2 separate regions of the Homo sapiens genome follow, and region 2 is linked to region 1. The links are chromatin contacts, found by Hi-C or POLR2A ChIA-PET in ENCODE. All regions are on one chromosome and are shown on one strand. Each heading gives the region's core, a stretch centred on a gene start or an enhancer-like site at or near the end of the contact. The rest is flanking DNA. Distances are from core to core; before and after follow the strand shown. Region 1 holds the start of LINC02941 (long intergenic non-protein coding RNA 2941). Region 2 overlaps LINC02941 (long intergenic non-protein coding RNA 2941).

What was found. A loop is a pair of places that touch in the nucleus more often than their neighbours do. ChIA-PET counts read pairs that join two places held with the same protein, here RNA polymerase II (POLR2A). Pooled maps may share reads with other maps.
Region 2: a map of mammary epithelial cell shows a loop between it and region 1 (9-fold over the local background). The contact joins the enhancer-like site here to the promoter of LINC02941 in region 1. A Hi-C loop is called at or near these places in 7 of 168 maps with a recorded cell type or tissue (A673, IMR-90, MCF 10A and 4 more) and 5 of 50 pooled maps. POLR2A ChIA-PET finds 5 or more read pairs at or near these places in 6 of 52 experiments (A673, AG04450, HEK293T and 3 more).

The regions. Positions count from the first base shown.
Region 1 is chr6:139,973,089-139,979,704 of GRCh38, forward strand. LINC02941 (long intergenic non-protein coding RNA 2941) reads left to right here and starts at 3,231. Exons shown (of 2, transcript NR_121623.1): 1 at 3,231-3,344. It overlaps LOC103352541 (a long non-coding RNA gene), which reads right to left. Exons shown (of 3, transcript NR_121624.1): 2 at 5,534-5,785; 3 at 5,262-5,316.
Region 2 is chr6:140,048,175-140,054,790 of GRCh38, forward strand. All of the region lies in intron 1 of LINC02941 (long intergenic non-protein coding RNA 2941), which reads left to right. All of the region lies in intron 2 of LOC107986652 (a long non-coding RNA gene), which reads right to left. Among named protein-coding and RNA genes, the nearest start is that of LINC02941, 75 kb to the left of the region's middle. Within about 2 kb of position 2,322, at least 5 of the 41 ENCODE cell types and tissues checked have a DNase peak (open chromatin) inside an H3K27ac peak, as active enhancers do; they include A673 and mammary epithelial cell, where a contact is called at or near this core.

The sequences.
Region 1 (6,616 bases), core at 1,981-4,480:
AAGTAAACAAAAACAAATACACAAAAGGTACTCTGTCAAAACCACAATAAACATTGTTGTGGGCAGAGAGGAAAATTATTACAAACATTATAAAGGGCATTTTCACTCTGTTACAAAGTCTTGGAGTTTTGTTCATTTTATGACACACTTCAAGTAAGTTATTCTAAGGAAATATTTATGGTCACATATAAAAGTACAATGTAAGAGTACATATCACAGAACTATTAATAATAGCAAAGGTTTGGTAACAACACTATGGGGCTGGAAAAATAAATAGAGGGCCTTGATGTAACAGAGTATCAAATAGCAATTTAAACGGTGTTATAGAAAAATATTGTTATGAAAAATGTGCAGAATATGATATGTATTGAAAAATATTACTACACAAAATTATACAAAATATTCTATTTTGTTTTTAAAATACCTGTTTCAGGACATATCAGATTGGGAAAATATAAACCAAAATTTTAATAGCACTTATCTCTGCATTATTGGATTATATGTGGTTTATTTTCTCCTTTTGACTTACCCGTATTTTCTCAACATTTTATAACAAATTTGTCTCATTCCTGAAATTAAATCATGTTAAACATTTTGAATAATTGCATTATTTTTCTCACAAGTATTTAAATAAAATCCCTCTCAGTCCCATCCTGATCCTCAGCTTTGAACTGTTTCACTCTGCACAGGGGAAAAGTTGAGAATTTATCTCTGGAGTCCTTAGGAATTTTCTCTATGCAATTCACAACAGATTTGATTAGGTGTCCAGTGTAAACTTGACTCCACGGCCCTCCTTCTTCTCTGTCCTAGTTCTCATGTGAATACATAAAAATGTGACCCTCCAGAATTATTTTACATTTTAGCAGAAAGAAATGGTTTCAGTGGAGCTATCCTAACAGTGCTTTTGTATGTCTTGCTTAATAACTCCCTTTCCCTTAATTGAAAAAGGAAAGAAAAAAAATAAAGAATGATGCTGGTTTGGAAATACTTTTAGAGATTGCTGTCTCCAACTGTGCTTGTTCTCGCTGTCTGTTATGGTCCATTAGATAAACATGGTGTTCAACAGTCAGGCTGTTGTTGATATATTTGGCAACACTGATAATGTGATCTATGTTTAGGAGGAAGTGGATGCATCATTCCATGCGGGCATAGGTTTTCTGAAAGTGATTGTTCTTTTTACAAGAAAAAGTTAGATAAGTCATTGAACCTTAAATTCTCACTAAGAGTCTGAACATTTTTAATTTTTGTCATCTGAGGTTTTTTTTTTTTGGTGCTTTTATTGGAATTTCAGATTAATAGTTGGGCTTATTCTCAGAAGCAACCAGTACTAACTGAAAATAAATGCAAACCTGGTTGCTTCTGACTCTTGAGGGTGAAATTAGTATAACAAGAAAAAGGGAGGTGCTTGTTATCTGAGTATATTTCTTTATTGTTCATCAATCACAGTTTTTAGTGTTTTCATTTGTAACCTGCAAGTTTAAAAACAAACAGAAAAGAACCTTGAATCTTAAGATTCTTTTTCTGTTTCTCTCCCTTATATCTATTTATCTATTTATCAATTAATCTACCTACCTGCCTATCTACCTATCTCTCTCTACATACACATATACACATATGTACTATATTTAGACTACATATGTATAGTACATATGTATATGTATATTTAGTACGTATGTATATGTATATGTGTATTTATGTGTATATTTGGACTGTACATATACAGTCTAAATATAGTACATATATGTATGTATTTATACTATATATGCATATTTATACACATATACAGTCTCTTTATATATGTAGTCCTGAAGAAAGGATTGGAATATATTTCATCAAATAAAATACTAACATATTTTGGACATAAAAGGGCATAAAGTCTGAGACATGGAATGTCTTGTAATGTCCAGCTGAATCCTAAATATCCTCAGTGATAGGATTTCAGGCATTTCTCTTGGAAAGTGATTCCATTATCTAATAGTTTTCATTGGGAGGAAATTTTTCCCAACAGGCTTAATGTTCCTCTTCTCAACTGGTTCCATTAAACCTAATTACCCCTTCCTAAAGCTGAGCAATTCCTCTCCTATTGGTATTTACCAAGTTTTAATAGTGGAAAGCAACAATTAGCTCTTCAGCTGTCATAAAATCAGTGTATTTTAAACTTTTTTGGTGTTTCTTTTTAAATGGTATACATACATGCATATGTATATGTGTATCACACATACAACTAGTCACCAAATTTGCTTTAGTGTTTACTTAATGCTGAAATCATATCAGTATTTCAGATGTGCTTACATGGTAAGACATTATTGACTTTTCTCTTATAAATTCTTTATGTCCACAGGTGGCCACTAACAATATAGTAGCCTTCATTCACATTTTATAAAAATGGGTTATAGGTGACAAGCCACAGCTTAACAATCTCTAGCCTCTGTGAAAGTTGGCTTATGTCTATAGTTTGGGCTGGTGAAGATTCCAAGAAAAAAATGCCACTGACCCCATTCAGTTCCATCAAGAAAGGGAATTTTGTTCTATGGGGGAGATGGATGTTATTACTTATTCTCTAGAGAGGGACGTTTAAAATCACTTCAGATTGTTGGAATCTATAGCCTGCGCTATCATGGCAGGAAGCTCAGTGATTTTTAAATTATTTACAGGTAAAATCCCCACCTCCTGTAGTTTTTATTTTTAGAGTGTCCATTTCAGGATTTTAATGCTGAGAAAGTGAAACTATGCTCGCTCTTGTCATCTTCTTCCCTCTCTCTTCCTTTGACCTTCCCCCTTCGCCTCCCCTTCCCTCCTAGTGCTCTGCTCCTTCCCATTTCCTTTCCTACCTCAAATCCCATTACCCACCGCCATACCTTTTTTCCTTCTTTCTCTGACTCTGATTTTTCCCAGTTCTCTCTTAATGAGGTTTATTTGTGAGCCTCAAGCCTCATATTATTGTTCAGTCTTTGGGTATCCTCCATGCTGGGGGCTCCTTCCTGGGCCCATGAAAGATGAGTTTAGGGTCTGAAAGAAGGATCTTTCTTCTTGCCCTCAAGTCACTTCTGTAGCCTGTTGTGGTTTGCATGCTAGATGCATCTGGACTACATGGAAAAGATTTCCTAGAAGTGTCTATGGACTGACTGTGTTACTCCCAAATTCATATGTTGAAGTCCTAATCCCCATCTTGATGGTATTTGGAGGTGGGGCCTTTGGGAGGTAGTTAGGCTTAGATGAGATCATGAGGTTGGGGACTACGTGATGGGATTAATGTCTTTCAAAGGAAATGAAGAAACACAGGAGCTTTCTCTCTCTCCATGCTCAGGTACTGAGGAAAGATCATATGAGCACACAGCAAAAAGGTAACTATCTATCAGGTAGGAAGAATGCCCTCACCAAGAACCATATCGGCCAGTACCTTGATCTTAGACTTCCCAGCCTCCAGAACTGTGAGAAAATAAATGTCTGTTGTTGAAGCCACCACATCCATGGTATTTTGTTGTAGCAGCCCAAACTGACTAAGACAAAGTATCTTCTTTTCAAAGATTGGACTTTATATTTTTTACTTGTGTTAGTATTTCATAATCCCAAAGTTCTACAACTTCCATATAACAAAAATTTTGAATTCAGTACAATGACCTTGTAAGTATTTCATTTATAACAAGCCTCTTTAAAATATATTTAGTAACATTGCTTTAATTAGAAAGAATTTAAAATATACGATGATGTCTTAGGTATGTTTATTTTTAGTGAGAATTGATTTGGTTGCTTTGTTTTGTTTTGAGATAGGGTCTCGCTCTGTCACCCAGGCTGCTGGAGTGCAGCGACGGAATGCAGTGGCACGATTTCAGCTCACTGCAACCTCAACCTCCTGGGCTCAGGTGATTCTCCCATCTCAGCCTCCAAAGTAGCTGGGACTACAAGCAGACACCACCACACCAACTAATTTTTGTATCTTTTATAGAGACAAGGTCTCAGTTTACTGCCAGGCTGGTCTCGAACTCCAGGCTTAAGCCAGCCACCCAAAGTGCTATGATTATAGGTGTGAACCACTGTGCCTGGCTGTTGTTGTTTTTAGTCATGAAATATTCAACTTTGTCCAGCCATCCTGGGCTACTCTAACAACTGTAATTGCTTTATAACTACTTAGCTATGGATTTCTGGAATCTGAAATTGAGGCCATAAGCAGAAATGACTAAAATATAGAATTCTTTCTCCTATCTTTATTTGTTCATCTAGATATTGGAACTGTATCATTAAATTTAAAGGGGGGAACTAGTATTGACAACAAATTAAATTATTTCAACCAAAACCACTTAATAGGTATGTTGACTGTTAGTCATTACCAAATCAGCTAAGAAAAAATAGTTTTATTTCCACTTTGTTGATTCAACAAATAATTTTCATATTTGTAATTCATATTGACAGTCACAGATTCCTAGGATCTCTATTAACAGATACCTCGTTTGTGCCTGTGATTATTTCTTCATCTGTGCCTGTCTTTGCCCTTTCCTAGCTGAATGTCCTTGAAAAAATCATTTGGCCTTTTTGTGTCTGTTTCCTCATCATGAGGTGGAAAAATACATAGAGTCAAATGTGTGAGGTTGTTTCCAGAAATTAATTTAAGTAAGCACTTTGAATACTACCAGACCATAGTAAGTTCTATGATGATGACGACAGATCCAGTTGAGAGCTCATTTGCTGGCAGCATCCTAAATAACTCTGCTTCATGGAAGAAAGGCTCTGTAAATACCAAAGATTAAGATCCTTGGTTTAAGACTCAAGGAATCTGTTTACAAGGTAAGTAAGCAAGAGAACAAAAACAAAACATAGTTTATACAAGGCCCATTCAATCACAATCTTATCTTTTCAATTTCAAGTCTATCCCCTTTAAGTTTCCATGACATAAATATCAGCTGACATACACACAAGGTGACTCACCTTCTTCCCATTAAACTAGGTTGAGATTAAAAACAAACAAGCAAACAGCTGGAATGTGGCACGTGGGTCAGACCCTTCTGAGTCCAGTTGGGTAACTCAGCAGAGATCAGAATGATCTTCAAAAACCAACAAGCCATTGGCACGTATCTTCAGGCATGCTTGAAGTCTATGGGGCCAAATGGTAGAGTATCCTGGCAGAGCCAAAAAGTCTTCTTTTATGACACAGAAAAGAAAACTTCTTTCAAAGTAGTTATGCAACCCAGGAGAACACAATGCATCCACTGTGTGTGTCCTGGGGCTGTCTATGAACACATGATTTCATATTTTTGTCCTCTGTAAACTTCAGCATTGATGATGAACATTATTTCAAGGAAATATCCCACTACTTTATCTCTGTAAAGACATCCATAGAGAATGTAAGTTATAATTTCCTTATTCATTTTTCTGGTTAGAGAAGGCATTTCTATTTTAATGGTCAATTATTATATTCTGAATTTGCCACAAGTCTCCTTTTCATATTTAAACACTAGGGTTTTTTTTTGTTTGTTTTTTAAATTCTTAAGATAAATAGAAAAGTTAAGGTTAGAAAATGTTCAAAACAATTGCTCACCTTATAAAATCTTGTTAGGGAAGTAATTTTGCTCATTTCATACTGTTGACATTTCTGAATTTCAGTAATCATTAATTTTTTTAAAGCTGCCAGCAGATATGTACAATACTCCTTTTAGATATTATTCCCATCAAAGACAGATTTCACCTCTTTCACTCTTTGTGTCATTTCTCTATTATTTTGAAAATATTACTAATGCCTTCAAGTTCATTTGTATTCTGTAAGATTCTCCTTGTATCCAAGCAACTCCATCTGAAAAAATAATTTGTTTTTTTTAATGAGAGATATATTCAAAACAAAACCCTGCATATATTTATGATTTTTTGGTAATAATTTTCATGATACTAATTTCCTGGAAAGGGATTTGCACTTCACGAACAAACAGTGATTTCCTTTGAAACCTTCTCTGGTCTATGTCACCACAGTTATCTAAACAATTTAGATGTCCCTTTCTTGACTAAACTTTTAAAAAATGTTGATTCTGTTCTGTTTTTAGAAATGATACACATCATCAGATAATTTGTAAAACAGAAAATATATTAAAAAATAAAAACTTCCTTAAATAACCATGGGATAATCAAGGTTGTAGTAGACTGCCAAGTGAGTTATAAAAACTCCAGAATTATGTCAGAATTAGACAGATAACCAAAGAATCTGTGGGGCACTTTGATGAACTCAAGTGAATCCTTATATTCATCTTTACTGAGAAAACTGTTGGGAATGATTTCACTTCCATTTTTTTAAAAATATAAAGCATATCCTTCAGAGTGGCACATGCAGAAATATTTTTTATGCGTGTATATTTACTGTTAAGTACACAATACGCCTATGAGAACAACCATAGCTAATAGCTTTAAGAACTGTGCTTGGGGCGAAGGGAAGGAATGTGTGGCTGGAGACTTAGTTTGGCATGACTGAGAAGCACCCAAGCGGAGTAAGGACGGGTGTGTCGGCTGCAGCCAGGCGGCAGTTCTGGTACTTCTCAGTCATGACATTTGGGGTCAGGTAACTGAATCCTCATCAGCAAAAAGGGGATAATAGTAGTAATATAGCTCTCATAATATTGTTACAAGAATTGCATAT
Region 2 (6,616 bases), core at 1,072-3,571, 74 kb after region 1:
ATTGTTTTAGCATTGCTTATACTTAATGTGAATTATTTGGCAGAGGTAATCTGATTTCCTAATTTTGCTGATAAAATGAAAAAAAAAAGTTTTTTATTTCTTTTCCACCATGATTGCTATCTACTTTTGTTGCTTTGAGCTACAAGTTGAGAGTATGGGAGATGAAAAGGTGATAAGCTAAGGTTGTGTTGAACATCTTAAATCATGATTTTCTGTAGACATTAAGGTTTGCATATTGTTCCCACAGTGAACCCCTGCAAACTTAACTATCCTCATTTTTTCTTAATTTCCTCCTTTCCACTCTCCCTCCCAGGAACTACTTTCACTTTTTTTCAGTTAGAAAAAAAAAATACAAGAGTACAATTTCAATTTGCTTCTTCAAAGTTTGGCAGTCAGTGAAAATCATTCGTATATTATCAACTCAGCATTATTACTTTTAGAATGCTGGTGAAAGTTTAGAAGCCAGTTACGTTGCCCACACTGCTCTGCTCTATTCTAGAATCTTCTGTTGCTTCATTTTGGTTTCTTTGCTTGTTAATAATGTTTTATAGTTTCAGTTGTGCAGCACTCCTTTTTCATTGCTGCTGATCATGATTTATTTTATTCTGAAATTTATTTATTTGTTCATTTGTGAAGGCATAATGGAAAATGTAAATGATGTGATCTGATGTGGCTTCATTCTTCCATTTGCTATCTTTACCCAAACTTTCAACAATCAGGTTTTACTTTATTATTTACAAACTTATCTAAGGATGTATTTATTTTAAAAATTTCACTTAAGAGCCCTTAGACAAGTCCTATAATTTATTACCTGCTGAATAAAGTAATTTTTCTTTTTTATCTCATATGACACTGTTTAATGTAAACTACATTTTTATATTCAGGGAGTATTGTGTGTGCGTTCATTCTGTCTATGTTTTTTTGTTTTGCTGAATTTGATCATGGACCCTCCTATTTCATTTTAATAGCTACCCCTTTTCATTTGCTACTTTCATATGCTGATTTCATATCATGCTTCATATTCTTATGTTGTAAAGGTTTTTCCATTATCAGTGAAGTAATGGAAATTAAAATGCTGTATAGAGACAAGAGATGAGGTTTTATTTAATTAAGCAAAAGTAACAATCCAGACTGCACATTGAAAGGCAGAGGGTGGGGGAGAATATTATGGGAAGCCCTAATAGATAAGAGGAATGCTAAGGGTTGATTTAAGAAGGAAAAATAAACAAAGTTAAAGTCAGAATGTTTATTTTGAATGGCATTAGTAAATGGGGAAAATTGGTGGAACCGATTCTTTGTTATTACGTGACTCATAAAAAATATTAGGTTGCCTTGATTTCTGCTTCTTACCTTGTGGCCTTGGTTTGGTTTATACACCCTCATTGTCAGCACTGGCTCTCTATAATAAGCATAACCATTACAGGTGGCCATAGTTGGGATCTGAGCTTTTCTATAGCATCTTTAGTTCTGCACAGCAAGGGCCACTAGGGAAAGGGCAGAGAAGGGTGGAGAGGATGTCTATAGGTAGCAAAGATACTTTGAGTTTGGAGAATAATAATTATGGAATTGTGGCATGTACGTTACTTGTGCTTTTTCCTTTGTTTTTCTGATGCCTAAGGTGGTTGAACACAAGTTTTTCCTGTTGCGTAGCTGGTTACATTTTCCACTGAGCCTTGCAGCTCTTGTTTTTGAGAGAAAAAAAGCACTAGGAAATATGCAAAATCTCCTTGAGTGAATAATGTGAATTGCAGAAAGGATCCATTGACTTCCTTCTCAGCAGTGATTTTCTATCTGAGTGGCTGCTGGATAGTTAGTGCATAAAGCTATGTTGGTGCTGGCTGGGTGCAAATTGCCTTCATCTGAAGATGCCTGCTTTGTACCATTACCTGCCTACAGCAAAACAGAGCCCCTCCAGTAGAGAAGTCTCTTTAACCAAATATCAAACAAATTAACCTTTTAGTGTGCTCCTAGGAGCCTCTCAAGAGAAGGAACACTTCAGTGACATCACTGATGGCAAAGGTTAGCCTAAAAGTAAAATGAAATCATCTGGCCAGGCAGGCCCTGCGGGAGAATCAAGCTTTGTAATTAGATTGAAGGCTCCTAGGAAACGAAGCTCTGTTGCAGGAAGAGCATTTGCAGAAGCTAATTGGGGTAAGCTTTTGCATCAGTGTCGGTGCAACGCATCACTTACAGCCTTGAAAATAGCTGTAATGGTGTATGATGATTGAGTCATTCCCTAATTTTAGCAACCTAGGCTGAACATGAATTACATGACGAATGTGCGCTTGAGTTTGTCCTATCTGAGACTTCGGACTCCGGGAAGATTGCCGTACACGTACTGGCTAATGTGACGACTGTTTTCTGGGAGTTGCAGGATTGCGACAGCTTTGTGCAAGCAGAGCCTGAGAGTTTTGCTCTGTTGGCTCTGCCCATTTACCTTCATTCTAACCTCCATTCTTACCTTGTCATCTGGTGGATGTCTCCCTGCCTTTACCCTACTTTTTTTTTTCCCCCAAAGTGTGGAATCTGTAACTGAACCCAGTAATTGTTCTAAATTATTTCTGTGGTGAATTAGCAAAACAAGAAATCTAGTTACTAAGCGAATAAGGTGAGGTCACCATCCTCCTTGCTGTAGTGACTCAAACCAGATACAAACTGAGGTTGGAGAAGTAAAAACGTGAGCAGAGAAGTAATATTATTTGGTCTTGCATGTGTCTAAACTTCTCCCTAGATAATCACCTTAACTTTGATATACATAGTGGAGTTCTCTTCTGGCACTTTCAAGGATACACCAACCTGAACACTTTATCTTTCACGATTTCCTTTGGTTTTATGTGGTTTTCAGTCTTTGAGTGACAACAGAATATCAAGGCAAGTCAGCTCCCGGGACCCACCATCTGTGTGACAAAGGCATAGTACTTAAACTCTCTGAGCCTCCCATTCCTCATGCATAAATGAGAATAGTGGAAGAGCTAGTAAGAGTATGAAGCATGGTATGAAATCATGCATGAAGCTTTATGTTGTAAAGCTGTGTTGTATGTGGCAAAAATTTTTACATTATCAGTGAAGTAATAGATACTAAAATGTTGTATAGAGACAAGAGATGAGGTTTTATCTAATTAAGCACAAATGATCTAGACTATACATTAAAAGGCAGAGGGTGGGGGAGAGTATTATGGGAAGCCCTAATAGATAAGAGGAATGCTAACGGTTGATTTAAGAAGGAAAAATAAACAAAGTTAAGGTCAGACTCTTTATTTTGAATGCTATTAATAAGTAAAGAAATTGATGGAATCAGGTAGAAGCACATAATCAGCTTTCATAAGCATTAGCTAGGATTTTTGGCCAAAACATAAGGGTGAAGGTATGTGAGAGTTGTTCTTTATTTTGGTAGTCATAACTAACAAAAACAGCTAACATTTTTTAACGCTTACTGTACGTCAAGTACTACACGGAGCACATGATGTGGTGATGACATTAAAAACTCACCCCAACCTGCTCTATGCTCATTGCACAGATTAGGAAACGGAAGCATCTGAGTAACATAGTGAAGATACTAATGCAATAAATAATTGTTCATCAAAGAATCACAGAAAGAAGCACTTGGAGCTGGCTCATCTCAGGGAAATGCACGTAGTGATAATGAGTCATCCATTTTCAATGCATCACTATAGCTCTCCCAAACCAAAACCCTCCTCTTGAGCTCACACTAAATCTGTTTATTTCTCATATCTAGATTGCTTTTACATTCTGCACCAGCTAATCTCTGGTCCTATTTCAAATCAGAATCTGGATATTATTTACCATCTGCCTCTAAGGGATGCACTTGCCAAGTCCCTTAATTTGCTATAATTGGCAGGTTTTCAGTGTACATAATTTATATCAAAAAAAGCTACCCTGAAAAAGAAGATTAATTAAACCATTTCTTCTGGGTCCCTAAAAGTGCAGTGGTTTCCAGGAGGATGGCTTTAAGGCCTTAAGGTCTTCTGTGTGTATATGCTGTCACAGCTGAGCACATTAAAAATGTATGTTGGGTTGCTCCCTGGTGCCTCTGAGCTGGTCAGAAAGATGTCATTGGCACCTGGGTAACATCACAAATACTCACTGAATTAAGCAGCTCACATTTGCATTTGAGTCTTTTGTTCTAAGCTTCGCAGACACTGGAAACTACTAGACTGCAGTATAATTTATGGATACCTCAGTGTTGACAATTCTGTCACTGATATGATAGGAAACACTAGAAAAAAATACACCCAGATGTACAGAATTCTAAATAGAGTAAGTGAGAGACCGTAACCTGATTCAGACAAGCAGCACATGTGGCTAGGAAATAGACCATTTACAGTTTTTCCCCCTTTTTGCCCTTTTTCAGTCATTCGCTAGGCTCATGGTCCAATGTGGAACATCCCCTAGGCTTTGTGGAGGCATTCTGGTCCTTCACAGCTTCTGGATAATATAATGCTTCCTTGTGAGTTTATTTCTTAATCCATGCCTATCTAAACTTGGCAGATTGATTCTCCATTCTAAAAATGGGAACTTCTGTGTTTTCTATCTTTTTCTAGAGGTTTTTTTTTTTTTTTTTTTTGAATTACCAGCCTTCAGGGGAATTACACAGCGTAGCACAGGAATGAATGTGAAGTTGCCACATATTTTTCTTTATTTTCCTGGAATGCCCATCTTCACATCCATGGCCAGTTTTTCCTACTTAGCTTCCAAATCTTAACTCAAATGCTGCCATGCTTGCCTTGCCCCATCCTGACCTCAAGGTGGCCTCCTCTGTGCTTCAGAAACTATATCTGAAGCTTAAGAAATAAGTAAAAAATGTGGACAGCCTCCATTCATTGTCTTTTTGAAAGAAGGCCAGCTACAGATTAACTAATATACTTAGGTTACCTCACTGTTTACTATTAATTACAAATTCCAGACTTTGTAGCATTCGCTGTTGACTTGTAGCTTTTTGCATGGTGGAGCTGCAAATAATTTCTGCCAGGTGGAGCAGATAACTCCAAAGGTTTATGGTCCTGTTGGACATGAGCCACTTTTTAAATCTACCCATCAATCTCATTCTAAGATGGTCTCTGTCCAGCTTATAAAACAACTTTTGATCTGGTCATAACATCTTATTAATTAATGAGTTAAATAAAACATGCTCATATTACGTGAGGGTGGGAGTCACAGGTTTGAACTCCAGTAGAGTATAGCACTCTCCACATTCTCCCAGATTGAGTTGTCTCCCTTTGCCACTAAATAAAAGCCTCATGAAGACAGGGACCTTGCGTTGCATGACTTTGGACACTCAGTACTTAGTACCATGTCTGATGCCTGCGTCACTCAATAAGAATGTGTACTATGACTAAATGATTATGTAATTTAATTCTAACCCAATTGGACTCTGCAGCAGTGCTCCAGGTCAGTGCAAGGATGCTCTATTGCTCAAAGAACAGCTTCTATTTTAGGATAACTTAGATGTGGAGTCAGAAATGTTATGATAGTCTTTTCTACGACTTGATGACTCTATGTAGTGGCCTTAGTCTTAATCCTTCTTTATTAGTCTTTTGCTTTGCACTGCCTTTGGATTAAGAATAGACAAAGTTATTCAATATTCAATATCCACCTAAGCCAGGACACTTTGCAAGGGCAAACAGAAGTTTGAAAGACAGTTTTACTTGTCTTTTTTTTTTTTCAGTGTTGTGCCTAGTTGCTGTGGCTAGCTGAAAACATAAGGGAAATCTTTCTCTTTTATTAAGGATACTTTGACCCTTTGAGAGAAAAACAAATTCTAAGTAAAGCAGTTCCATGTCTAAACTGATGTTATCAGCCGCTACTGTATGACATTAGGCTGTAAAAGTATTTACCTAAAAAAGTCAATAAACATGCAATTCACTATTATTTGTGTTGAATTATAGATCTGGAGGATCAAACCAGAATCAAAAGGAGTATACAAATTATCTATAAGATTATATGTGTGTATGTATATGCATATATATCTTTATACATATAACCTCAAATATCTAAAGGCAATTTCTGTGCATCACCTTCTTGTCCTTTTCTTTTTCTTATATACACTACTACAATAATGCATTTCCCATCAAAGTACTATTTTAAAAGTCTGCTTTTCATTTTGTCTATATTTGAAAATGTACTCAAAGAGTTCTGAAGAAGAATAATGTGTAGGATGGTAGTTTTCAGAAACTTATTTGGAAATAATATCATCTAATAGAGAATTAAATATACTTCTAGTAGGTATTCAACAAAAATTAAGATAACTTCTCATATTTAAGAATATAAAAATAACCAGATTGTTTAAGCGTAAATTCCATCTGCTGTCCAGGGATTGTCAACAAGTGAAAATTTATGGAAGGCCACAGACATTGGTCTTCAAATTGTTAGGGCTGTGCTCCAGACCAGGATTTGGCAAATGTTTTCTGTAAAGGGCCATAGTAAGTATTGATGATTTTGTGGATAATAAGTATCTGTATATTTAAAACTCTGCCATCTTAGTGTGAAAGCAACCTTAGACAATACATAAACAAATGAACCTGGCTATGTTTCAATCAATAATACTTTATGTATGAAAACAGGCATTGAACCAGATTTGGCCCATGGGTTATAGTTT